5 separate regions of the Homo sapiens genome follow, and regions 1, 2, 3 and 4 are each linked to region 5. Evidence: read pairs that join two places in POLR2A ChIA-PET (ENCODE). Cell type or tissue: Caco-2. All regions are shown on one strand.

Region 1 (5,000 bases), 1.2 Mb before region 5:
TAATGATTCTATTTACATGAAGTTCAAAATGGGTAACACTAATCTATGGTATTAACAATGAGATTGGTTACCTGGGGTGGGGAGAAGGGCTAGCTATTAGAAGGGAGGCATGAAAGAGATTTTGGGGTTCTGGCAATACTGTGTTTCCTCATCTAGGTGCTGGTATCACATGGTGTGTTCACTTCGAAAATGCAGACTTGCACACGTAGAATTTGCGTACATGTTTATATTATTTTCAGTAAGACTTATTAATATAAAACAAAAACAAAACCTTTGGGTTTGTGACTCCTGTAGACAAGTGGCTGGGAAGATAACAAAGGATAACAGATTAGGCTATGCCAGGATCAGCCAAGATGCAGGCCAGTTCTATACTTCAGGCAGCTTGCCCAATCTCTAGGGCAGAAGACTAGTCTAGTATCTAAGGCAACAGCACATGGCAGAAAAGGGGAGGGTTTCGCTTTCTTCATCTACTCTTTCTCCATACTTCATTCCAGGAGATTTTCTGTATAATTCTAAGGAGTAAGCTGAAAGCTAAAAAGCAAAAGGGAGCTTCATAAATGAGAATATGCACAATATTTCAAGTATATTGAATGATCTAGAAAATTTTCAAAAGGTAGGGATAATCAGAGTCAAATAAGGAGAATGCAGGTTGTTCACCAAATTAGTTCAGGGTTAAAAGTTTCATTTGATTATGAGTTCAATGGGGGTAGAAAATTATTTGACAGCAGTCTTTTGGGCTGCTTTTAGATACCCTAAGGAGAAAACAGAGTACAACTTCGGGGAGGGGTGACTGCTCAATTTCTCACCATAGCCTTTTTGTCATATAGCTTGTTGCTATGGAGAAGGCCGTGAAGGCAGCAACTAAAGGAAATAAAGGATCTGGCAGGAGTAAGCACAGGGATAGTAGATTAAACAAAAATTTCTTGAGCAATTAGTGAGTAGCAGGGCCTATAAATGACATACTTTTCTTGTTTTTCCTAACCCCTACCCCTTTGAAAGTACATGGGCTTGGTTTACCACTATAATTTAATTGAAATACAGAGAAGCCTGAATGGGCCTAACAAAGCTTAAGCCTGGCAGACAAAACACAAGGCCACTTAGCAATGCTGCCTAATGCCAGGAGGAATCAGCTACCTACCCACCCTATCCTGGTGAAATTATCTCCAGCTGCCTAAATTATAAAGTTGATGCCCTGTGATTTCTTTGTTCTGTAAAGCCTGAGGGAGATGGAATAATGAGGTATCAGAAGAGGTGGAGAACAGCCCCTTGTTTCAGAGTAGTCAGAGAGAGAGAGAGCGAGTTAAAGAGAGAAATGGAGTTAGTTCTCACCGGTATCATTAAGAGGCAGCAGCAGCCTCAGTAGCAATAGCTTGGGAGCAAAGCTCTGCTTGAACTAGTCTGAAACTACTGCTGTGGGAGAAAAGGCTAGTTGCCAACTTTGTTAATAGCTTCTGCCTATCATTGTTACAGCAGCTTTATCAAATAGGGCAGGGCCAGGACCTGTTTTTAGCAGTGTAAGCACTAAGACCAGAGGGCTCAACATCTTCCAGCAGATTTCATCACAACCAATGACTAACAAAGACAAGTCCCTCTTCTATTCCACATAAATGATTACAGAGTTGTAAATATCAGAGCTAGAAGGATCATAGAGATCATGTAGTCCAACCTCCTCATTTTACAAATAAGGAAATTAAGGCCCAGATAGTCAAACGACCTTATTAACAGAGCAAGAAAACACCAAGGCTCTCAAATAGGACTTTTTCCCCTTTGAATCACACTTCAAAGCTAAGTTAGTTAGGGCTAATGATTAATCCCAGGCAATACCAGTAAGATATTTATTGCCTAGGTATCACTCAACTAAATTCCTAAGTATCAGGATGATTTTGATAACAAAATAGGTCTGGGTTTTGTTACTGAAATATAAAAAGAATCTCATTTGCAAACAACCTTACCTATCTGGCAAGCTCACAGCCTAGTCACCTATATATACTGCCTGACTGTGCTTTGCTTGGGGGAGGGAGGAGGTGTGTGAGCATGCACAAAGGGAGACTCTCTTTCTCCCCTGGAGATTAGTCTATTTTGCCATTTGCAAAATGAAACTCAAAAAAGCCGGTGACTGAAATTTTTCCCAAGGTCTTCAGGATTTAAATGTATGACAGTGGACATATAACACAATCCACAAAGGTATATAAACACGTCACTGCCCTAAAGTATCCTCTGGGAGTAAGCTGCTAGGTGGGAATGTGTTGGCTGTTGTTTTTGGTGGGGGAGGGGTGGGAGAAAGTAGGTACTGATTTCCCTAATGTTTCCTTTGTGTGGCTGCTGTTGCCATGTGGTGGTCTGTTGCTATGAAGATTTGTGGTGTCAGACAATGGCTGCTAGGCTCTTTATGACTGTGCTATTGGTAGAGCTATTTCTTCGGGATTCAAGCTAGTATGCAACTGGCTAAACAGTGGAGAAAGCTTGGTTGTTACTGTGCCCCATCTCTCCTCTAGGTGAGTACTGCCTGGGGCAAGACTGAAGGTGAAGGGGCATTAATTATAGCATATGAGAAAGAAAAACCAATAGCTGAATGCCACCTTACTTTTCTAGTGCAAATATCTAAAATTAGATATTTCACAGTTCACACACATACTTTTCTACATCAAAATCACACAGGAAAAACCAAGAGTAACTACCAAGGTTACCATTTCCATGAAAGAAGATTAATGGAGAGCCCCTTCCCTTTAGTGAAAAGGATAAAAGCCCACAGCTGGGATCTGCAATCAGATGAGGATGAAGAATAGCTGGGGCAGGTTCTCAGCGGAGCTACCACAGGCAGACTAACTTCCTGCTAAGCAAAACCATAGCCTATTACTCTGATAATGAGAAAACTGCAGCCCACAGACCAAAGCAAAGGGCTCAACCACAGAGTTTGAAGTAGGGCCGAATGTTCTCCTGGGTAACAGGGGCCAGAGTACACAGAAGTCACCATGGGTCTGTTTAGATGTCAGCTACTTACCCACCCTCTTCATACTCCCACACAATTACTCTTCTTTCCATCTCAGAGTATATACACACAGACACACACACACACATATATATATGCATGTCTGTGTATATATATTTTAAAGATCTAGCCCCTGTGCTGTCAATACCATAAGCCACTAGTTAACATATGGCTATTTAAATTTAAATTAAATAAAATTAAACATTCAGACCCTTGGCCAGGCACGGTGGCTATACGAGGCATGAGATTGGTAAACATTTTTTTTTTTAATAATTTTTTTTTTCCTGAGATGGAGTCTCACTCTGTTGCCCAGGCTGGAGCGCAGTGGCACTATCTCGGCTCACTGCAACCTCTACCTCCCGGGTTCAAGCGATTCTCCTGCCTCAGACTCCCGAGTAGCTGGGATTACAGGCGCCCACCACCATGCCTGGCTAAACTTTTTCAACAAAAGACCAGATAACAAATATTTTGGGCCTTGCAGGCCACATGGTCTCTGTTACAGCTTCTCAACTCTGCCACTGTAGGGCAAATGTGAACAAAATACATTAAATGAGAATGACTGTCTTCCAATAAAACTTTATTTATGGGTCCAGGCCCAGTGCCTTACGCCTGTAATCCCAGCATCTTGGGAGGCCGAGGCAGGAGGATTGCTTGAGCCCAGGAGTTGAAGACAAGCCTGAGCAACACAGTGAGATCTCATTTCCGTAAGAAAATATTATAGGCCAGGTGTAGTGGTTCACGCCTATAGTCCTAGCACTTTGGCAGGCTGAAGTGGGCGGATCACTTGAGCCCAGGAGCTTGAGACCAGCCTGAGCAATATGGCAATACCTTGTCACCACAAAAAATACAAAATTAGCCAGATGGGGTGGCACATGCCTGTAGTCTCAGCTACTTGGGAGGTTGAGGTGGGAGGATTACTTGAGCCTGGGAGGTGGAGGCTGCAGGGAGCTGTGATCACGCCACTGCACTCCAGCCTGGGCAACAGAGTGAGACCCTGTGTCAAAAAACAAAACAAAACAAAACAAAACGTGTCACTTCTAATAGGTTACAGAAAAAAAAAAACAAAACAATACTTTATTTATGGACCAGGTGTGATGGCTCACACTTGTAATCGCAGAACTTTGTGAGGCTGAGGCAGGACGATTGCTAGAGCCTAGGAGTTTGAAACCAGCCTGTAAAACATAGTGAGACCCCATCTCTACAAAAAAAAAATTAAAACAAAAAAAATTAGTTGGGCATGGTGGTGTGTGCCTGTAGTCCCAGCTACTTGGGAGACTGAACTGGGAGGATCACTTGAGCCTGCAGTGAGCCATGATCACACCACTGATCACACCACTGCACTCCAGCCTGGGAAACAAACCAAGACTCTATCTGAAAAAAACAAAACAAAAACAACAACAGCCAGGCATGGTGGCTCACGTCTGTAATCCCAGCACTTTGGGAGGCCAAGGCAGGCAGACCTGAGGTCAGGAGTTCCAGACTAGCCTGGCCAACATAGCGAAACCACATCTCTACTAAAAATACAAAAAAAATCAGCCAGGCGTGTGATTCCAGCTACTTGGGAGGCTGAGGCAGGAGAATCACTTGAACCCAGGAGGTGGAGGTTGCAGTGAGCCAAGATTGCACCACGGCACCCTAGCCTGGGTGACAGAGTAAGACTCTGTCTCAAAAAAATAAAAATAAAAAATAAAATAAAAACAACAAACAAACAAAAAACCCTTTATTTATAGACACTGAAATTTGAATTCCACGTAATTTTCATGCCTCACAAATATTGTTGGATTTTGCATTTTTTCAACTATTAAAAAATAGAGGCTGGGTGTGGTTGCTCATGCCTGTAATACCAGCATTTTGGGAGGTGAGGCGGGAGGATTGCTTGAACCCAGGAATTCAAGATCAGCCTGTGCAATGTAATAAGACACTGTCTCTACCAAAAAAAAATTTTAACTACCCAGGCATGGTGACATGCTCTGGTGGTCCTACTTACTTGGGAGGCTGACGTGGGAGGATC
Region 2 (5,000 bases), 140 kb after region 5:
TCTTGGCATCTGTATTGTGGTGGTGGTGTCCATTTGGCTTTTCAGAAGGAAGAGGTGAGCTGGTTTGGGTCCAAAATGGGAATGGACAGCTATGTGTCCATGATGATTAGTCTGCCTGGGAAGGCAGCTTTGTGGCATGAAGAGCCGCAGTCACCTGGACCACCACTTACCCTAGGAGGGCCGTCCCCAAAGCACCCGTGCCCTGGCCTCCTTTGCATGAGACGCACATGTGACCCTGGTCGTTCAAAGGGTTCAGGGGTCACTGTGCTCAGATTTGGAAGCGTGTGTGCCTTGCTTGCTGCTATTGCATGGCCTTGGACGAGTCTCTTGACTTGGGGCTTGTGCCTGAAGTTAAGCAGCCAGGCTGTCTTCTTATCAAGATCTTTACATATGCTTTTTGGTCTATGAATTCAAAAAGAAAGATGAAGGAAAACCTGATCTCTCACTCACATTAACTCTTCATGCCCTTTGTCCATGTTTTTATTGTGACATTTGGCTTTTCCTAAAACCTAATTTATTTGGGGGGGGTATGAAAAATAAAAAGGTTTCTGGGAACCCTGTTATGGAATCAGAGGTTTGAAGAGGGGGGTGACAACGAGACCTCTTTCAAAATATAGGTCTACTACTGTTAGGTGTGAAAGAGAACAGTTGGAAAACGAACAAGTTCTGTTTTTGTTAAAGCTTTATTTGGTGACACTCCCTCCCAAGACCAACAGAATTGGGGAAAGGTCCCAAAGAGAGGAATCCAACTTTTAAAAACGGCCTCATTCCATACCTGAGTCAGGCTGCTCTCTGGCTCGCTCGCTCTCCTCTCTAACAAGAGTTATGTGTTCTTTCTGTTCTAGTATCAAAAAAGGTGATAACAAGGGAGTCATTTACAAGCCAGCCACCAAGATGGAGACTGAGGCCCACGCTTGAGGTCCCCGGAGCTCCCGGGCACATCCAGGAAGGACCTTGCTTTGGACCCTACACACTTCGGCTCTCTGGACACTTGCGACACCTCAAGGTGTTCTCTGTAGCTCAATCTGCAAACATGCCAGGCCTCAGGGATCCTCTGCTGGGTGCCTCCTTGCCTTGGGACCATGGCCACCCCAGAGCCATCCGATCGATGGATGGGATGCACTCTCAGACCAAGCAGCAGGAATTCAAAGCTGCTTGCTGTAACTGTGTGAGATTGTGAAGTGGTCTGAATTCTGGAATCACAAACCAAGCCATGCTGGTGGGCCATTAATGGTTGGAAAACACTTTCATCCGGGGCTTTGCCAGAGCGTGCTTTCAAGTGTCCTGGAAATTCTGCTGCTTCTCCAAGCTTTCAGACAAGAATGTGCACTCTCTGCTTAGGTTTTGCTTGGGAAACTCAACTTCTTTCCTCTGGAGACGGGGCATCTCCCTCTGATTTCCTTCTGCTATGACAAAACCTTTAATCTGCACCTTACAACTCGGGGACAAATGGGGACAGGAAGGATCAAGTTGTAGAGAGAAAAAGAAAACAAGAGATATACATTGTGATATATTAGGGACACTTTCACAGTCCTGTCCTCTGGATCACAGACACTGCACAGACCTTAGGGAATGGCAGGTTCAAGTTCCACTTCTTGGTGGGGATGAGAAGGGAGAGAGAGCTAGAGGGACAAAGAGAATGAGAAGACATGGATGATCTGGGAGAGTCTCACTTTGGAATCAGAATTGGAATCACATTCTGTTTATCAAGCCATAATGTAAGGACAGAATAATACAATATTAAGTCCAAATCCAACCTCCTGTCAGTGGAGCAGTTATGTTTTATACTCTACAGATTTTACAAATAATGAGGCTGTTCCTTGAAAATGTGTTGTTGCTGTGTCCTGGAGGAGACATGAGTTCCGAGATGACCCAATCTGCCTTTGAATCTGGAGGAAATAGGCAGAAACAAAATGACTGTAGAACTTATTCTCTGTAGGCCAAATTTCATTTCAGCCACTTCTGCAGGATCCCTACTGCCAACCTGGAATGGAGACTTTTATCTACTTCTCTCTCTCTGAAGATGTCAAATCGTGGTTTAGATCAAATATATTTCAAGCTATAAAAGCAGGAGGTTATCTGTGCAGGGGGCTGGCATCATGTATTTAGGGGCAAGTAATAATGGAATGCTACTAAGATACTCCATATTCTTCCCCGAATCACACAGACAGTTTCTGACAGGCGCAACTCCTCCATTTTCCTCCCGCAGGTGAGAACCCTGTGGAGATGAGTCAGTGCCATGACTGAGAAGGAACCGACCCCTAGTTGAGAGCACCTTGCAGTTCCCCGAGAACTTTCTGATTCACAGTCTCATTTTGACAGCATGAAATGTCCTCTTGAAGCATAGCTTTTTAAATATCTTTTTCCTTCTACTCCTCCCTCTGACTCTAAGAATTCTCTCTTCTGGAATCGCTTGAACCCAGGAGGCGGAGGTTGCAGTAAGCCAAGGTCATGCCACTGCACTCTAGCCTGGGTGACAGAGCGAGACTCCATCTCAAAAAAAAAAAAAAAAAAATTATTCTGTACCATCACAACTTTTCACAACGATGGCAAGCCTTATGTCTTGGGAGCCTGTTTTGCTAGGCAAAGTTACAAGTGACCTAATGGGAGCTCAAATGTGTGTGTGTCTCTCTGTGTGTTTGTGTGTGTGTGTGCACTCAAGACCTCTAACAGCCTCGAAGCCTGGGGTGGCATCCCGGCCTTGCCATTAGCATGCCTCATGCATCATCAGATGACAAGGACAACCCTCATGACGAAGCAACATGAATTAGGGGGCCTCTTGGCCTTGGTCCAAAATTGTCAATCAGAAATGAACATAAAGGACTCCAGAGCAGTGGGACTGTCTGTCAAAAGACTCTGTATATCTTTTGTGGATGAGTTTTGTGAGAGAACAGAGAGACCATTGTACCTGGCACAAGGGCTGTTCATGAAAAGGGAGACTTACTGGGAGGTGCAAGACAGTGGCATTTCTCCTCTCCTCTTGCTGCTCAGCACAGCCCTGGATTGCAGCCCCGAGGCTGAGACCAGACAAAGCCCGGGAGGCAGAAAGATGCTCCAAGAACCAACACTATCAATGTCTTTGCAAATCCTCACAGGATTCCTGTGGGTCCAGCTTTGGAACTGGGAAACCTTTCTTCGGATCCGCACTCATTCCACTGATGCCAGCTGCCCCTGAAGGATGCCAGTACTGTGGTGTGTGAGTCTCAGCAGCCGCCCACACGCTCCTAACTCTGCTGCATGGCAGATGCCTAGGTGGAAATAGCAAAAACAAGGCCCAGGCTGGGGCCAGGGCCAGAGGGGAAGGCCCTGGATTCTCACTCATGTGAGATCTTGAATCTCTTTCTTTGTTCTGTTTGTTTAGTTAGTATCATCTGGTAAAATAGTTAAAAAACAACAAAAAACTCTGTATCTGTTTCTAGCATGTGCTGCATTGACTCTATTAATCACATTTCAAATTCACCCTACATTCCTCTCCTCTTCACTAGCCTCTCTGAAGGTGTCCTGGCCAGCCCTGGAGAAGCACTGGTGTCTGCAGCACCCCTCAGTTCCTGTGCCTCAGCCCACAGGCCACTGTGATAATGGTCTGTTTAGCACTTCTGTATTTATTGTAAGAATGATTATAATGAAGATACACACTGTAACTACAAGAAATTATAAATGTTTTTCACATCAGGCTGTTCTTTTTTTTTTTTTGGAGGCGAGGTTAAAGCATTACTATTTGCAAAGCACTCTGTAGCTCCCTGTTATGGGGATAGGTAACTAATCAGAATAATAATGTCACTCGCATCCACTTCTTAGAACCTGGCTCCAAAGGAAAATAAGCTGATAGACTCAATCACTTTCCTGAGGATGGAGGCCTATGGCATGTGTGGCTGCAGGTCGCGAAGCTGCTTAATGGTGCTGGGAAGCCTAGAGGAATTAAATAAAGACCCTGGAGGAGGTGGGATCGGAGCTGCACCTTGAACAAATAGCTCAGATTTGAACAGATGGATGGAAAAGAGGGAGGTGTTCCCAACCAAGGGGACATGATACAGGGAACAGGTCCTATGTCTCTTTACTCCTGAGAGTATTAAACCTAGTAGGTGGGCAGCCCCTCTTGGTTGCCTGTTACCTTATTTTGAATTCTTTTTGCAAAACATACTATCACCCGTCCAAATAATCTTTTGTCTAAATCCAGACTTCACATTCTGACTGGGGCAAAAAGAGGCAGTCCAGTAAAGGTTATAAAATAGGTACCATCATTGTTTGCCTTATTTAGAAAAGCATCCAATTTTCACTATAATCACCCTAAGCCTGAGAGAGGTGAACTGTTCAAGGGTACTTTGGCTCCAGTGGGTGACAGTACCTGGCCCAGCTTTGGAATTGAAACATTTCTGATGGTCTGTACTCTGCTAGAACACAGGATGCTTCTGCTCTCCCTGCTCTGGCATCCTGCCAGGTGTCATGGCCACGCACAGGCATGAAGACAGCCGGGAAGCCAGAGTTCCCACGAAGCACTCACTCCTTGGACTTGCTCCCACCCCACTGGGGAGAGCACTCCTGGAGCAGGAAATGAGCATCTCTCATCTCCCTGAATTCCACATCCACTGGCTGAATGATCAGGGAGGCATAGCAGTGAGAGCCATAGGTCGGCAGAGGGAACTCAGGCCCTCCTTTAGGATGGCCATCACCTCATCTCAATCCAGCCAAATCAACCATCTAGAGCACACAGGCCGAGAGAAATGTAATAAAATATAACATGAGACACGTATGAAATTTAAACTTTCCGGTAGCCACACTAGAAAAAGGTAAAAAAAAAAAAACCAGTGACATTAATTTAAATTTAATTTTAGATAATCCAACAGATCTAAAATACTATCATTTCCACATGTAACCAGTATTTTCATGTGTTTTTTTCTGCAGTAAATCTTTGAAATCTGGTGTGTGTTTTACACTGACAGCACACTCGATTCAGATGCTAGATTTTCCTTGTAGATATTTGGTCGTTATTTAGATTTCAT
Region 3 (5,000 bases), 49 kb before region 5:
ATTCTATACCTTAAGAATTCTCTCCTTCCTCCACCCTACAACAAACCACCTCCAAGAAGAATCTTCTCTAACAGAAACAAAATGAAAAAATAAGGGGGGTGGAGAGACTTCAATAACTGAAACCCATTTTAAAAATAACCAAAAGCTAATTGCATTTTATCCATAGCTATAGTGAGGAGGCTGGTTTATTATGTCTGAACTAATGCAATATGAATTTCGGCCTATAAAAATATTAGATCTGAGTATAACAAGGTTGACATTTAAAATAGTTGTTTCTTCCAAACTATATCACCAATTCCTTGTTCCAACTTGCCAGCACTTTCAATATTAAATTGGGTGAGGGGGGTAACAAAAGACCAAATTTTAAAATAAGTAATTTTTGAGATGTGGAACTTAAAATATATTTTCATATCAAAAATCTTCAAAGGAATTATTTAAAGTATGTGTTCCAAACATTTTGTATTTTTTAAATTGTCAAGCATTAAGTTACTGAATAACAAAATAAAGACTCTTTTTTTTTTTTTTTTAAGAAAAAGCAAGCTAAAAGTCTGAACAGTGTTAGAGTTTAAGCTTTGGGCTATCTTTAATACTCCCCAAGCATCTTGGGCAACTCGTAACCTTTGTCTCAGTTTCATAATCAATAAAATAGGAAAAACTACAAGGATGAATAATTAATTAAATTAGTCAGGATTAAATGCTAGCAAACTGCTTTGAAGTTACTTTATGTTGTTCTCAGTTATCTTCCTACTCAGTAAAACTAATAGATGAGAAAACATCTGGAATTACTATAGATAATCACATCTGCAGACTCACAGCAGTTAAAAAGACGATCTCTACAAATTTCTAAGCCAAAGTTCATTCAACGACCCCAAAGATTTTAAGATACAACCACAATGAACAATTTTAGGTGAATTTCTTTTCAGTCTCAAGGACACCTATTCTTACCTACATTCTCAAAAGAAACCACTACACAGAAATCTCAGAGCATCTTGAGGGGTCTTGGCACAAGACAATTCTAGGTAAGATGAACAAGCTGTTACTGTTGTTAATGCTATTCTCAGCATTCTAAACTGTCAATCAAGGTAAGCTTAATCACAAACACACCCTCCAAAAAGTACTAGCCCCTACTGAGAACCCATCAAAGTACTTCCTTCCAAGCCATCTGTCCAGGAAAGCTCTATTAACACACCTAGAATGCAATTGCTCTCCTGTCTAAAGAGGCAATGAATAAACATAAAATATCAAAATATGTTAAACAGCATACCTTTTCCACTTCAAACAATGATAATCTACCGACTAAATCTATTTATTTCAATGCCTTGGTTGAACACAAACCTGTATGTATGTAGGTCAGAGACTGCAGCTTAATCAAAGGAGACTAACATTTTGTTTTCAAAGAAGGAAAAATATTAAAAACAAACAAACAAGCTCAAGAAGGGGAGAAAAGCTCAAAAAGAAAAAAAACGAGCAGGTTAGGTTAGGGGAAATGTACATGTTAATCAGCTCCTGATGGAAGAGGGACTCAAATTTTAAAACAGGAATTTAAATGACTCACTGAGCTACACACTAAATTACTCACTGGTCTACTCACTGAGCTGCAAACACTATAAAAACATAAGTATTTCTAAATCTAGCTTGAAGGATCCAAAATCAATCTTTTATATTCCAGTGGAGAAGGAAATTACATACATTTCAATGAGGAAAAAGGAGGCTGTTACACGAGCCTAAGGCTAATGGTGTACAAGCAAAGAATGAGAATAAATTATTTTGAGGATAAATAACAGGAAACCACACCAAAGAGTTCGAATTCTTCCCCCAACTCCATCATTTCTTCTGCTTAGACCATGAAGGATGTTCTGTATACACTATTAAGCATATTATTAGGGAAAGAACTTCTCATCAATGTGTCAAAACTTCTTCACAACAAGTAAATGTTAGGCTCAATCTCTATACTGAAGCTTCTTTAAACAAAACACATACATGGAGCACATTCTAAATTTCACACATTTCACATCCATGAGCAATCATTTAGAGACTCTAGAAATAAGCTGAGATTGCTCTAAGATTCTGGGGGACGGGGTTGGGGAGGAATACTGCAGAAAGACTAGAAAGACATTTGACTTAAGCTTTATAAATATTACCAAAAAAGTTTAAATTCTTCAGAAGGATATATAAAACTCAAATACTACTTTTTAGAATTAATGTGAAAAAAGTATCACCTGTCCACTGATTTTTAACTACCCCATCCACATTTACAACTAAATTGTCCACCTGCCCATCTATAAATACAGACTGCCAAAAGAACACAAATTCATTGTGATAACAACACTGCAGATGGTCATTTGCTCACAATCCAGCCAACGTTTACTGACTAAAATACTGGGAGTGCGGGCTAGTGAAAGCATTCTGGGGAAAGTTCACTCTGCGTTTATTTTCAACATAAAGACCCTGCCAGACACATCTAAGTGATAGTTCCTTTATTTATCAGGCAAATATTTACTAATTGCTCTATTAAGTATTAGGCACTTAATAAAGACATCATAGAATGTTACTAAAAAGCAGTAAAAGCATTTGACCTAATGACAAGGAAATGACTGATTGTATTTAGAAAATTTAGTCCACTGGGCAAACGAGTGTTAAATGTAGGTTGTGGAGAAATACGATACAAAATAACCCATCACTCCATCAAGGTTGATTTCTTCTCTTTATCACAACCTGATCAGTCCATTACAAATTTATTACCACTGACAACCAATAATCAACACCTCATCCTACTGAATGGATCTCTTAAAAAAGGGTTTATCTCCAGTATTTTGGGTGGAATTATCTGCAGTTTTTGGTGCAAAATTGCAGAACATTTACTTGATCTACACTTACTTTTCTTGGGTAGAGTAATATGAAGGCAAGTGTGTACTGAAAACTTAAAGAGGCACTCTCAACTCATTGAAGAATTAATCAGGGAAAAATTAGCATGCCTATCCTACTAAATATCTCTAATTTAACTGGCTGTTTAACCCAAACCCTCAAGTTCAAATGCTTGGTCCTTGGCTTTCCTTAGTTATCAAAACACTTGCATTCAGGGCATCTTTTTAAACAATTTTTGTTTTTTCCCACTGGTTAAACTCTTTTACCCACAAAAATAAGGAATGCCCAAGCCTCCAACTTCTGAAAATAACATCTGGTATGTGCACATAACAAAAAGCTTGAGAGAATGCCCTTTTATTTAAAACTTTTTCATTTTAAACTAGAATCCCTTAAGCAACAATTAGACATAAATCAGCCTTTACGTTATTAGGAGATAGCTATTTTCAACATTTACCTTAAACCACATGGATGTATCTTCTAACTAGTTAGCTTCCTGTCTCTCCCCCAGCTAGATTAGACTGTTAACTTTTTTGGCAGCAAAGGACTACTAGAGCCCATGCTCTATTTCCCAGCTAATACATTTCAAAAACCTCAGGTCTCTACAGAAACATAAACGTTGGTAGCCTTAAGGATTTCTCTAATTTTTTAAAGTTATTTTGATATGAGCAGGTATCCTTAACTGTTAACTATAGCTTACACAAGTGGGTTCTCAAAGTGTGGTCCTGGACCCCTGAAAGTTTCCAGGACCCATTCAGGGGATCCAGAAGGTCAAAACAATTTTCATACATAATATTTAAGATGTTACTTTTGTTTACAGTCATTCTCTCACAAGCATGCAGTGGGGTGTTCCTGAGGCTGCATGATGTGACATCTCAAGAGACTGAATGCAGAAGCAATGTAAGAATCCAGCTGTCTTCTATAAAGCTGAACAAAGAGTTACAAAAAGGCAAAATAATGCCATTCTTCCCACTAAATTTTTGTTTTGAAAAACATTTTACATAAACTGTCAATTTATGTTATGGGTGTGGGTCTATTATTATTTGTAAGCATATTAATAAATACATATTTTAAGTTTTTCTCAGTTTTAATTTCTAATAAACATCATCAACAGATATAAGCTACACGAAGGCTCTTCAGGTGCTCAACAATTTTTAAGAGTGTAAAGGGGTCCTAAGATCAAAAAGTGTAAGAACCACTGTCATACACAATTATATAACCCAACACACAGTGCCTTCCATGGATAAGAAGCTCATGCTAATTCTGAAGTATAATTACTTCTTACTTCTTGTAATCTTGTTGAGTTCTGTATCTCCCTGTAAAGCATCATTCAGCATAAAGCCAGTCTGTTCTAGTCCCCATTTAATGGGCTTTGGATATTTAATTATTCAGAGTCCTCTTTACAAAGATGTTCTGACCTCTAATACCACCTATTACTAGAACAGTGTATACAAGTTTCTCAAAGTTTTCACAAAAAATTACCTTGTTCATCCTAACAGCAACCTGTGAAGTAAATGCAAAGTATTACCCTTTTCTTTGCAGATTATATAAGGAAACTGATACTCAAAGAAAATAGAACTATTTGTCCAATTAGGTACTGCTAACTGGTAGAACCTAGAATGTTGTGGCATTTTGCAATTTGCTTGGCTGTCTTACCGTGGTATAATTGCAAACTCGCAAAGAAAATAAGGCAAGGGCATTACTTTTATTGTCCCAGTGCCAAAACAGGGATTTTCCCCTCCTTAATAAGAACATAATCAGATTCAATACCCAGTCACAGTATTAGTCAACACATCGGCTACCCTTTTGGTCCCCTATGAAAAAAACAAAAATAAAATAAAATCAAGAGTGTGGGAGAAAAAAAATACGACTATATAACACTCCAAGATAATGAGTTAGTTAAGGACTCACAGATTCATCATTTAATCACTGAAACGACAGGCACGCAAGAACAAGATCAAGCTTAATACAATAACGCTAGATTATATCAACAAATGGATGCCAACGGGTTAAGACGGGAGGCCTACATAAAATGGGTTCAATTCAGAGTGTGGACTCACACAAAGTTGCGAAACTCGCTTTATTGGTTCTACAAATCCAAGTAAGTGACTAGACCCAGGCTTGCAAAGCTATATGTC
Region 4 (5,000 bases), 72 kb before region 5:
TATTAGCATTCTTCTTTCTGTGCTTAACTACTACTCATTCAGAATCCAAACAACAATTGCTTAGAAGGTGGGCACATTTAGCACATATTTCAAGATAACATGTAACTGTATAGGTCAAGAAACGCTATTTAATAAAATGTAAGGCTGGGTGCAGTGGCTCACGCCTGTAATCTCAACACTTTGGGAGGCTAAGGCAGGCAGATCACTTGAGGTCAGGAGTTTGAAACTTGCCTGGCCAACATGGTGAAACCCCATCTCTACTAAAAATACAACAATTAGCCATGGTTGGTGGCACATGCCTGTAATCCCACTACTTGGGAGGCTGAGGCATGAGAATCACTTGAACCCAGGAGGCAGAGGTTGCAGTGAGCCGAGATCACCCCACTCCACTGCAGCCTGGGTGACAGAGTGAGACTCTGTCCAATAAGTAAATAAATAAATAAATAAATAAATAAACAAATAAAAGGCAAACTCTAAGGTATCATATAGGTTCAATACTTAATCTTAATCACCTATTCTTATCATATATATTTATAATACTAAACCATGAAAAACAACAGTAATTCATTGCTACAGTAATAATACTGAATAAGCACATTACCACTTGCACATTTTTGAGAACTCATCATCTTTACATAGTCCATTTAACTACAATGCTGTAGTTTCTAAATGTACTAGATGTTTAAATAGTTCCGGTGCATATCAGAGATAAACTAAGAAGTAGGAATACTGATATTAAGATTAGCAATGTTTTGCCTGATACCTAAATATATTAGTCGAAGAGGTTAACAGTTTTGTATAAACTAGCTAACAGGAAATTAAATATTTCCCTCATCTAGTTTTGGATTTTAACTAGACATTTTGGTCTACAGCACAAGAGGAAAAATTTCACTACATATGTCACAAATTTCTAATAACAATCACAAAAATTTGAAAAATAACTTAAATGGGATGGTGTCATGAAGACCAGCAGAATTTATAACCCATATATGCTATTGATAAACTATGTTTCCTAGTGGGAAGAATATTCACTTTACGATTTCCCTAAAGACAAGCAGTCTAAAATTACCAAAAAATCAATAAATTTGGCAATCAACACCTGGGATTACATGATAAAAGAATATTAACCAATCAGCTATGTAAAATGGAGATCCAAATTCAGGCTATTCTGAATTTTCTGTTTAATCTACTTCATCACATTTCTCCAAAACTATGTCAAATTTCTAAATTTAAGCTTGTTTGCAATTGACAACAGTCCACCTGCAGAGGCTAGAAATTTTTCCATTTATTTTTCCAAAACCTATTTTAGTTTGTTGTTTAAGAACATTAATCTCTAATTTTTGAGTTTGTCAGGTCTTTTGATTGGCACATGACCATCAAGATTTAGGTTGTAGAGCACTACGAGACTTCTGGAGAACAGAACTACATAAATTTTATTGCATTATAATTCTCACCTCTCAAAATCTAGGAGAGGAATCTGTCTCTTCAACTGCAGAATTTAAGTGCTTCTACTTTTCTTCTTTTTTAAAAAAAAGTTATCTGTACAAAGTATTTTCAGGTTCCCCAAATCCTAGAGATTTCAAAACCACAACAGCCACAATTAAGAAATGCAGTTAACATTTTCCAAAGGTACTCTTAAGTGCACATGGAAAAAATACTCAATTCCAGGACTCAAAATGTGAAAAATCAAAACTTCACTGAACAAAGAAAGATGCTCTCTTCATGCAATGAGGATTTAAAAATAACAATGGGGAAATATTCTGGATAAATACAATATAGATTTCAGCCTATGGGACTCAGTATGATTTCTCATTTCCTTACTGCTAAGCTATTAACTTCTAAAGTAAATTCAAAGTAGATTTTCTAAGCTAGAAGAGCAGTGGAAATAAATGTGCTGCTACCAGGCAAAAAACCACAGACAATATACTTGAGTTTGTGCTAGAAGAGTTACTATTTAAATAATATTATTTTGAGGCCAAGAACTGGGAAGAAATGCTCAGGTTTAAACTGGGGTGGGGTGAGGTAGAAGATGTTGTCCATAGAAAGTAGTATTTTAATGGAACAATGAAACATTTGGTATATCTTAGGAATTAATAATGAACTCCACAATGAGATCATTTTCAAAAGGAATTCGTTTATCTGTAAATATTTTAAGGGTTTTTTTCTTTCCCAGAAGAATGATATCATACCTGGGATTTGATACAAAAGTCAGTAGAGGTGGGGATGGGGTAGGTAATAGGTGAAAAAAGATTGCCATGTGTTGATAATTGCTGGGTGAATGGGACATGGGGTTCAATTATACCATCTCTATGTTTGTGTGTGCTTAAATTTTACCCTAATAAAAGGTTTAAAAAACAACCATTAGGTAAATTTGTACTTCAAGAATTCCCTTAGCTCATCTTTCCACTCAAATATTATTAGCAGATTGTCTTGGTCATCAAACTAATTCTTCTGAGTATCAATACGAAGAGTTTTTCTCCCCTAGATGTTTTCCCCAGTTGTATCACAGAACAAAGGGATTCAACTGGAGAAGGAAGCCCTACAGGGAATTATGCATTATGATTAACAATGGTACTAAATCCAAATCAATAAAACTCTGACATAAAGCTTAAAGACAAATTTTAAAAAGCAAATAGGTCAGTGAAGTAATAAGTATGTCACCTACCTTCCACAGTGGACACTTGAACAAGTCAAACAGACCCAAGGGCTTTTGTTGGACCGGCACACTAATAAAAAGAAAAATACACAATATACCAATTGCATCATGTTATTTCCCAATTTCTCCCCATTTTCCTGTGATTAAGTTATAAATTCCATGGCTATGTAGGAATGCTGAAGTTGCAAATCCGTGCTTTGTGAATGCATTTACACAAAATGGCTGCCTAATTAAGTTATACTGAAAAGAATTTAAATGCATGTCCACAACAGCGGCTCATTTTAATTGCTGACTCAACCCAAATAGCTTAACCACGTTAAACACATATACACTTGTCTCCTTTATTACTTATTCCCTTTTGCTACAGTCTCTGACAAGTTAACGACAGTCTATTTTCCTATTAAAAAACATTTTTTAAGTCTAGTCATTTAATCACATGTCATTGCCATGTAGGTCATAGACCACTACAAATGACAATTCTTTCAGTTTATTTACTAAGAGGCACAACATAAGGTTACAATTAGGAAATCTGAGCCTAGTTTTCCCAAAGTAATTCTTAGTTGCATAAAATATATGACAACTGCACATAATTCTTGCTGATGGTATAATCAAGACATTAATGATTTTAGTTGATGTATTATAGTGGTGGGGAAGGCAAGAAGGTATGGAAATGAAATATTGATTAAAATTTTGCTTGCTGTCTACTCATTCATTTTTTAATAAGTCCTATATAAGTAACAATGATATTTAAAAGGGAGGGATATCAAAATCACCTGGAAAGCTTTTTGAAAACACCTATGTTCTACTCAAGGTTATCTACATTGGCGTGGGGAAGGAAGTACAAAGAACATGTATATTTTGCGCAAAGTAGCTTCCCAGGTGACTTCCTAATACAGCCCCTTGGGAGCCACTAGTCAGCCTCCTAGAGGCATGGGAGGAGCACTGCAGCACAACCACACAGGATCATAGTAACCACCTAGCACGTTGTAGATGCTCAATAAATATTTGTGGAAGAGAAAGTTTAAATTTCTTAGTTTAGGATACCCATCTCTTCCAAGATCTGATCTCTACCTACATTTCTCTTGCCCAATCCCGTATCACAACAGGCCTTTCTCACTGTTAAAAAAAAATTAACCGAAACTGGAAATAAGGTGAATGGAGAACTGTAAGCCCTTTCAGCGTACACTGAAACACTGTTTAATAGCTCCTCCCAAAGATAGTTAATTATAGTACCACTGACCTGCTTACTTGACCAGGACCCAAATTCTATGAAATTACAGGTAATGGAGTTTTTACATAATTTCTGTCCAGCAGACTCCAAAGGTTACAATTATACTACCCTGTAGGATATTAACCAGTTTTGTATCTAACCTACCAATTTTATTTCAATGTTTTTTTCTTCACTGTCTATACACACTCAGTTCCCAAATACTCTTGGAGCCAGCTTTACCATCTTACTACTGGTTCCCTCATTAATGAGTTAAATAAATCTTTGACTATGTTCATCCTATATTTGCATGAGAGGAGGGGACAGGAGGTGAGAATAGGAGAGCACAGTGATTACTGCCTGAGGGACTCTACAGTTTGGCCAGTACAGAACTTTAGTTTTGAACATGAAAGCTTTGAGTGGTGAAATCCCCTTCTAGTTGCCAAAGGCCTTCCCTTTTCTTAGTGCATTCGCATATTTACATTCAGTATGAGGGCCATCCTTGAAGGCACTGAAGGCATTTTTTACTCAACTGGGTCTAATTTTGTTACATGTGCACGTAAACCACATGACAGAAAGGTGCGGAAGAATACCTACCAAACTGCTAAAACAACTCTGTTAGGCAGGTACTTGGGAAGACTTATTGTGAGGGAGACTGCTGGCTTTTTATTTGTACTCCCCTATGGTGTTTGCCTTACAGCAATGAGAATATGATGTTTTTACAGTTTGAAGAGAAAGCCCAATAAAATGTATCTTACAAAATAAAAAGTAAACTAGTACACAGCTTACTTGAACAGCTATTCATGGTTTGAGGTATGATTTGGAGTACTGAGATATTATGAATATTTTGTTTCTCCAGTAAAGCTTTTTTCTCTTAGTAAATATTAAGAACTTTGGGGCCAGGTGCACTGGTACGTGCCTGTAGTCCCAACACTTTGGGAGGCCGAGGCAGGCAGATTGCTTGAGTCCAGGAGTTCGAGACCAGCTTTGGTAAAATGGTGAAACTCCATCTCTACAAAAAATACAAAAATTAGCCGGGTGTGGTGGCACGTGCCTACAGTCTCAGCCACGTGGGAGGATCAATTGAGCCCAGGAAGGTGAAGCTGCAGTGAGATATGACTGCACTACTGCACTCTA
Region 5 (5,000 bases):
CAAAGCTCCTATTGTTCTTCCCTGATGCATTCTCTTCACTCTCCTATCCTCGATTTTGCATTAATCTTTCTCTTGCTTTTTATTTTTTTGAGATAGGGTCTCACTCTGTCACCTAGGCTGGAGTGTAGTGGTGTGATCATAGCTCATTACACCCTTGATCTCCCGGGCTCAACTGATCCTCCCACTTCAGCCTCCCAGGTGGCTGGGACCACAGGCACATGCCACCACACCTGTTTACTTTTTTGTTTTTATTTTTAGAGATGCAGTTTCACTATGTTACCCAGGGAGGTCCCAAACTCCTGGAGTCAAGCAATCCTGCCTCAGCCTCCCAAAGTGCTGGGATTATAGGCATGAGCCACTGCATTCAGCCTCTCCTACTTTTGAGAAAGAGCTTTACCTTATAAGTATTATCCCTAGTTTTTCTTGCCTCTAAACTTTTATCAAGGGAATCATACTGTAAGTATTCTTTTATAACTTGCTTTTCACATCTGTGATCTATGTTGATGGGTACAGCTGTAGTTTATTCATTTTCATAGCTACATAGTTTCCACTATGGGACTGTGTTAGAATTTATTCCTCCTACAGCAAATGGACATTTGAGTTGTTTCCAATTTGGGACTATTTTAAACCATGCTTGTTTATTTCTCCTACTGCCTATATATGAGAGTTAATATTTATCTAGAAGTGGAATTACTGAGTCATAAGGTATGCGTGTCTTTAATTTTATCAGATAAGGCCAAACTGTTCCAAGTGGTGGTAACAATCAACTCTCCTACCAACCATGTATGAGAATTCTCATTGTTCTACATCCTTGCCCCTGCTTGATTGCCTGTGTTTTAAATTTCTGCCAGCCTCGTGGCTGTGGAATTGTATCTAATTTTTATTTTAGTTTGCATTTCCCTTATTACTAAGGAGGCTGACCATTTTTTCATATGTTGGTGGTCTTTTTGTATTTCCTTATCCCTGAAATGCCTGTTCATGTCTTTTCCCCATTGAAAAAATTAAATTGTTCATTCTTATTGATTTGTCGAAGTTTTAAAAATAGATTCTGGACAGGAATTCTTTGCCAGGTGTAGGTGTTACAGTGATCGAGTCCAGTCTCTGGATTGTCTTCTCTGTGTCATGTTTTTTTATGACTAGAAGTTCTTAATTTTAGTGAAGTCACCCTTCCTCTTTTCCTTGAACTTTTGGTGTCTTGTTTAAGAGTGATTTTTTACCCGAGGCCCTAAAAACGGTCTGGATTTTCTTCTAAAAGTTTCAACATTCCAAATGTCTTTCTTGGGACTGCTCTGCCTACTGAGCTCCTGAATCTTTCCACAAAATGCTTCTGCAAGCCAGAGGTTATTTCTATTCCAGTGGGCCTCCTCTCTGCACAGAGGGCCCCCGAGTTCTGCCAAGTGCCCAGAGAAAGGCTCCATTCACCGGGCGGGCTGCTCTCCATGGCCGTGAGTGTCCCGCGCTCTCTGCCGACCGCGGGCCCCTAGGAGGAGCCTTTGCTCCAGGCCTGGAGCTCCCTCCCCAGGCTCCTCTTGCACCCGGCTCCTGGCCGGGGAAGGGGAGCCCTTGCCTCCTGCAGACGGTGGGAGCGGCATCTCCTTTGCACCGAGCCAGGATCTCTGCATGGGGCCACCGCACTTGGGCCTCGCTAGCCTAGTCCGGCCCCTGACCCGCTGGGGCTGGGCCCCTCTTCCCATTCCTGCTCCCTCAGTCCTGCTTTCAAATCTACTGTCTTACCTCCTGCTCGGACGCCTTTCTTGGAATTCTCTTGATTCCTCCCTTGTCTTTTAGGGAGGCCCCGCAGTAACATTCTTTTATGGGTCAGATGCTGCTGAGGTTTCAACCTATCCCAAACTGTTGCAGGATGTAACTGACGAAACTGCAGGCTCCCCAAAGGATCAGACACTAGGGAGCCACAAAAGGTACAAAACCGAAGGGGGCACCGCATGTTTCAATGTTTGATTTTGCCTCACATTTCCCGCTCCACCAGTTAATAGCTGGCTCCACGGTTTCCTCTTTCTTCAGTTTCCTTATCTGGAAGACTGAGTTAATAATCACTACCTTACAGTTTTCGTAAGGATGAAGTAAGATAACTTGGGTAAGGTTCACGGTGCCTGGCACATAATAGGGACCCACAAATATTAGTTTCTCTTTGTCTTAGTTTGAGATCCCAAAATACACAGCCAGAGGCCAAGCTTAGGCACAAATGCTTTTTTGGTTGGTTTCATCTCACGGAAGCAAGAGTGGAGAACAAAGAGAAATGAGGCAGGCAGGCAGGCAGGCAGGAACCACAGATCCAGGGAGGTGTGGAGGGGCCAGAGCAGATCAGGGGCCATGCGGGGTTTCTCTGGACAGGCTGCGTGGAGACCCTGGAGGAGAGGAGAGCACTCTACCTGCCAGTGCCTGCCCACCTCCTATCTCTCATTAATCAAAGTTCACCTTTTGGGAGGCTGATTCCCCTGCATTCTAGGCTGTTTCCCTGGGAGCCCTTCTGGAGGACTTCTCAGAAAGCCAGACCTGCCTCAGGTCTGGGTGCCTGAGCTACTGCAGCTCGTGTTGCAGCGCGAAGGATGGGAACTGCACCACACCCTGACCCTTGTCCTTAGGGGAGCCCGAAGCAACCAGTGGCATTAGTAGATGCAGTGATGGTGGTGGTTGTTAGGAATCCATGACCTCAGGAACAATGTGAGTTACCAATAGCGTGTCTGGCATTGGTGGGTTCTTGGTCTCACTGACTTCAAGAATGAAGCCACGGACCCTCACGGTTAAGTGCTACAGTTCTTAAAGGTGGTGTGTCTGGAGTTTTTTCCTTCTGATGTTTGGATGCGTTAAGAGTTTTTTCTTTCTGGTGGGTTCATGGTCTCGCCAGCCTCAGGAATGAAACTGCAGACCTTCCCAGTGAGTGTTACACCTCATAAAGGCAGCGTGAACCTAAAGAGCAAAAAAAAAAAAAAAAAAAGGAAGCTTCCACACTGTGGAAGAAGATCCTAGGGAGTTGCCACTGCTGGCTGGCGCAGCCTGCTTTTATTCCCTTATCTGGCCCCACCCACATCCTGCTGATTGGTCCATTTTACAGAGAGCTGATTGGTCCGTTTTGACAGAGTGCTGATTGGTGCATTTACAATCCCTCAGCTAGACACACAAGTTCTCCAAGTCCTCACTAGATTAGCTAGACACAGAGCACTGATTGGTGCATTTACAAACCTTGAGCTAGCCACAGGGTGCTGATTGGTGTGTTTACAAACCTTGAGCTAGACACAGAGTGCTGATTGGTGTATTTACAATCCCTTAGCTGGACATAAAGGTTCTCCAAGTCGCCACCACATTAGCTAGATACAGAGTGCTGATTGGTACATTTACAAACCTTGAGCTAGACACTGATTGAGTGCTGATTGGTGTATTTACAATCCCTTAGCTAGGCATAAAGGTTCTCCAAGTCCCCACTAGACTCAAGCCCAGCTGGCTTCACCTCGTGGATCCTGCACCGGGGCCGCAGGTGCAGCTGCCCGCCAGTCCCGCCCGTGTGCTGCGGAGCAGGAGGTGGTGCTCCTCAGGGAGGCTCGGGCCCTGCGGGGTTGGGAGAAGGACAGGAAGGAAGGCTCGGGCATGGCGGGCTGCAGGTCCCAAGCCTTGCTCCGCCGGGAGGCAGCTGAGGCCCAGCGAGAATTCCAGCGCAGCGCCGGCAGGCCGGCACTGCTGGGGGACCCAGCGCACCCTCCACAGCTGCTGGCCCGGGTGCTAAGCCCCTTACTGCCCAGGGCCAGCAGCACCGGCCGGCCGCTCCCAATGCACGGCCTGCCAAGCCCACGCCCGCCCGCCGAGCCCACGCCCACCCGGAACACCCGCTGGCCAGCGATCGCCGCCTGCAGCAGCCCAGTTCCGGTCCCTGCCTCTCCCTCCACACCTCCCCACAAGCAGAGGGAGCTGGCTCCGGCCTCGGCCAGCCCAGAGAGGGGCTCCCTCAGTGCAGAGGTGGGCTGAAGGGCTCCTCAAGCGTAGCTAGAGTGGGCGCTGAGGCCGAGGAGGTGCCAAGAGCGAGCGAGGGCTGCCAGCACGCTGTCACCTCTCAATAGGACCAGTCTGGCCAAGGAGCAGGGTGAGGGGCCCAGGTGCGGGATGGGAAAGGCAGGTGAGCTGAGTGGATCTGTGGTGTGAGTAGACTGCATTTGGTACACCTGTCACTTTTCTTGTGCTCATGCAAGCTCTGCTTCCCAGGACATCTAACACCAGGCATATTCACATTCATCGAATACCAATAGGGGTACAGAGATGAAGGAAGCAGGCATGAGGTCTATGGTTTCATGCACTAAAAAATATTGTATTTCAGAAGGATGGGGTGTTTTTGCTCACATCATTGTCCAGTGCAGGTCAGTGGTTCTCCCGAGTGGCTCTCCTCCATGTGGTGACTCAGGGACCCCGGCTGTCTTCATCTTCTGAAACCATCATCTATACCATCTCAGTCACTGTGAAAGGGGCAGAGAGGATTGACGGCTCTCATGAGAGCTTTTAAGGGCCACATCACTTCTGCCTACATTTTCTCTGTTAGAATTCAAGTTCAAACCCAATCTAACAGCAAAGGAGTCCAGGAAAAGTAGTTTTCCTTTGTGTCTAGGAAGAGGAACTGCATAGGAAAACACAGCATTGTCTCTACCACAGAATAAAGAGAAGTTAAGGTATGACTTCTGTCTCAGAGGATCTCAGGATCTAGCTGGGGAGAAAGAGCAACTCGAAGGAAAAGTTGAATCACAACACATGATTGCAAATGCTGTGTCAACAGTATTCGGAAAATAGCAATAATAGTGAAAAAAAACAGGCCCAGCACAGTGGCTCATGCCTGTAATTTCAGTACTTTAGGAGGCTGAGGCGGGAGGATTTCTTGAGTCCAGAAGTTCGAGGCCAGCCTGGACAACATGGTGAAATCCCGTCTCTACAAAAATACAAAAATTAGCCAGACATGACAGCAGGTGCCTGTAATCCCAGATACTTGGGAAGCTGAGGCGGGA

Evidence for each region. ChIA-PET counts read pairs that join two places held together with the same protein. Peaks named below come from ENCODE experiments on the same cell type or tissue, not always from the same donor. Only the 100,000 strongest peaks of a DNase experiment are listed, where the experiment ranks them.
Region 1: POLR2A ChIA-PET joins it to region 5 with 6 read pairs; 1 of 35 experiments calls an interaction of 5 or more read pairs at or near these places.
Region 2: POLR2A ChIA-PET joins it to region 5 with 8 read pairs; 3 of 35 experiments call an interaction of 5 or more read pairs at or near these places.
Region 3: POLR2A ChIA-PET joins it to region 5 with 6 read pairs; 27 of 35 experiments call an interaction of 5 or more read pairs at or near these places.
Region 4: POLR2A ChIA-PET joins it to region 5 with 7 read pairs; 8 of 35 experiments call an interaction of 5 or more read pairs at or near these places.

Annotation. Positions count from the first base shown.
Region 1 is chr15:64,632,156-64,637,155 of GRCh38, reverse strand. All of the region lies in intron 3 of ZNF609 (zinc finger protein 609), which reads right to left. It also overlaps a transcript of LOC101930091 not described here. Among named protein-coding and RNA genes, the nearest start is that of OAZ2, 69 kb to the left of the region's middle. In Caco-2, no CTCF peak of the experiment used is centred here; DNase peaks (open chromatin) are centred at 1,515, 2,005 and 2,305; H3K4me3 peaks cover 246 bases.
Region 2 is chr15:63,322,203-63,327,202 of GRCh38, reverse strand. CA12 (carbonic anhydrase 12) reads left to right here. Exons shown (of 11, transcript NM_001218.5): 10 at 1-54; 11 at 846-5,000. The coding sequence ends at 918. The region is part of intron 1 of LOC124903506 (a long non-coding RNA gene); the gene reads right to left. LOC124903505 (a long non-coding RNA gene) reads right to left here. Exons shown (of 2, transcript XR_007064675.1): 2 at 4,807-5,000. Among named protein-coding and RNA genes, the nearest start is that of APH1B, 47 kb to the right of the region's middle. In Caco-2, no CTCF peak of the experiment used is centred here; no DNase peak of the experiment used is centred here.
Region 3 is chr15:63,506,794-63,511,793 of GRCh38, reverse strand. All of the region lies in intron 1 of USP3 (ubiquitin specific peptidase 3), which reads right to left. Among named protein-coding and RNA genes, the nearest start is that of USP3, 4.7 kb to the right of the region's middle. In Caco-2, no CTCF peak of the experiment used is centred here; no DNase peak of the experiment used is centred here.
Region 4 is chr15:63,530,373-63,535,372 of GRCh38, reverse strand. It overlaps USP3 (ubiquitin specific peptidase 3), which reads right to left. Exons shown (of 15, transcript NM_006537.4): 2 at 2,666-2,726. Among named protein-coding and RNA genes, the nearest start is that of USP3, 28 kb to the right of the region's middle. RefSeq lists an enhancer at 4,389-4,438. In Caco-2, a CTCF peak has its summit at 3,558; no DNase peak of the experiment used is centred here.
Region 5 is chr15:63,457,957-63,462,956 of GRCh38, reverse strand. No RefSeq gene overlaps it. Among named protein-coding and RNA genes, the nearest start is that of USP3, 44 kb to the left of the region's middle. In Caco-2, no CTCF peak of the experiment used is centred here; DNase peaks (open chromatin) are centred at 1,556, 1,946, 2,066, 2,526 and 1 weaker place; H3K4me3 peaks cover 1,606 bases.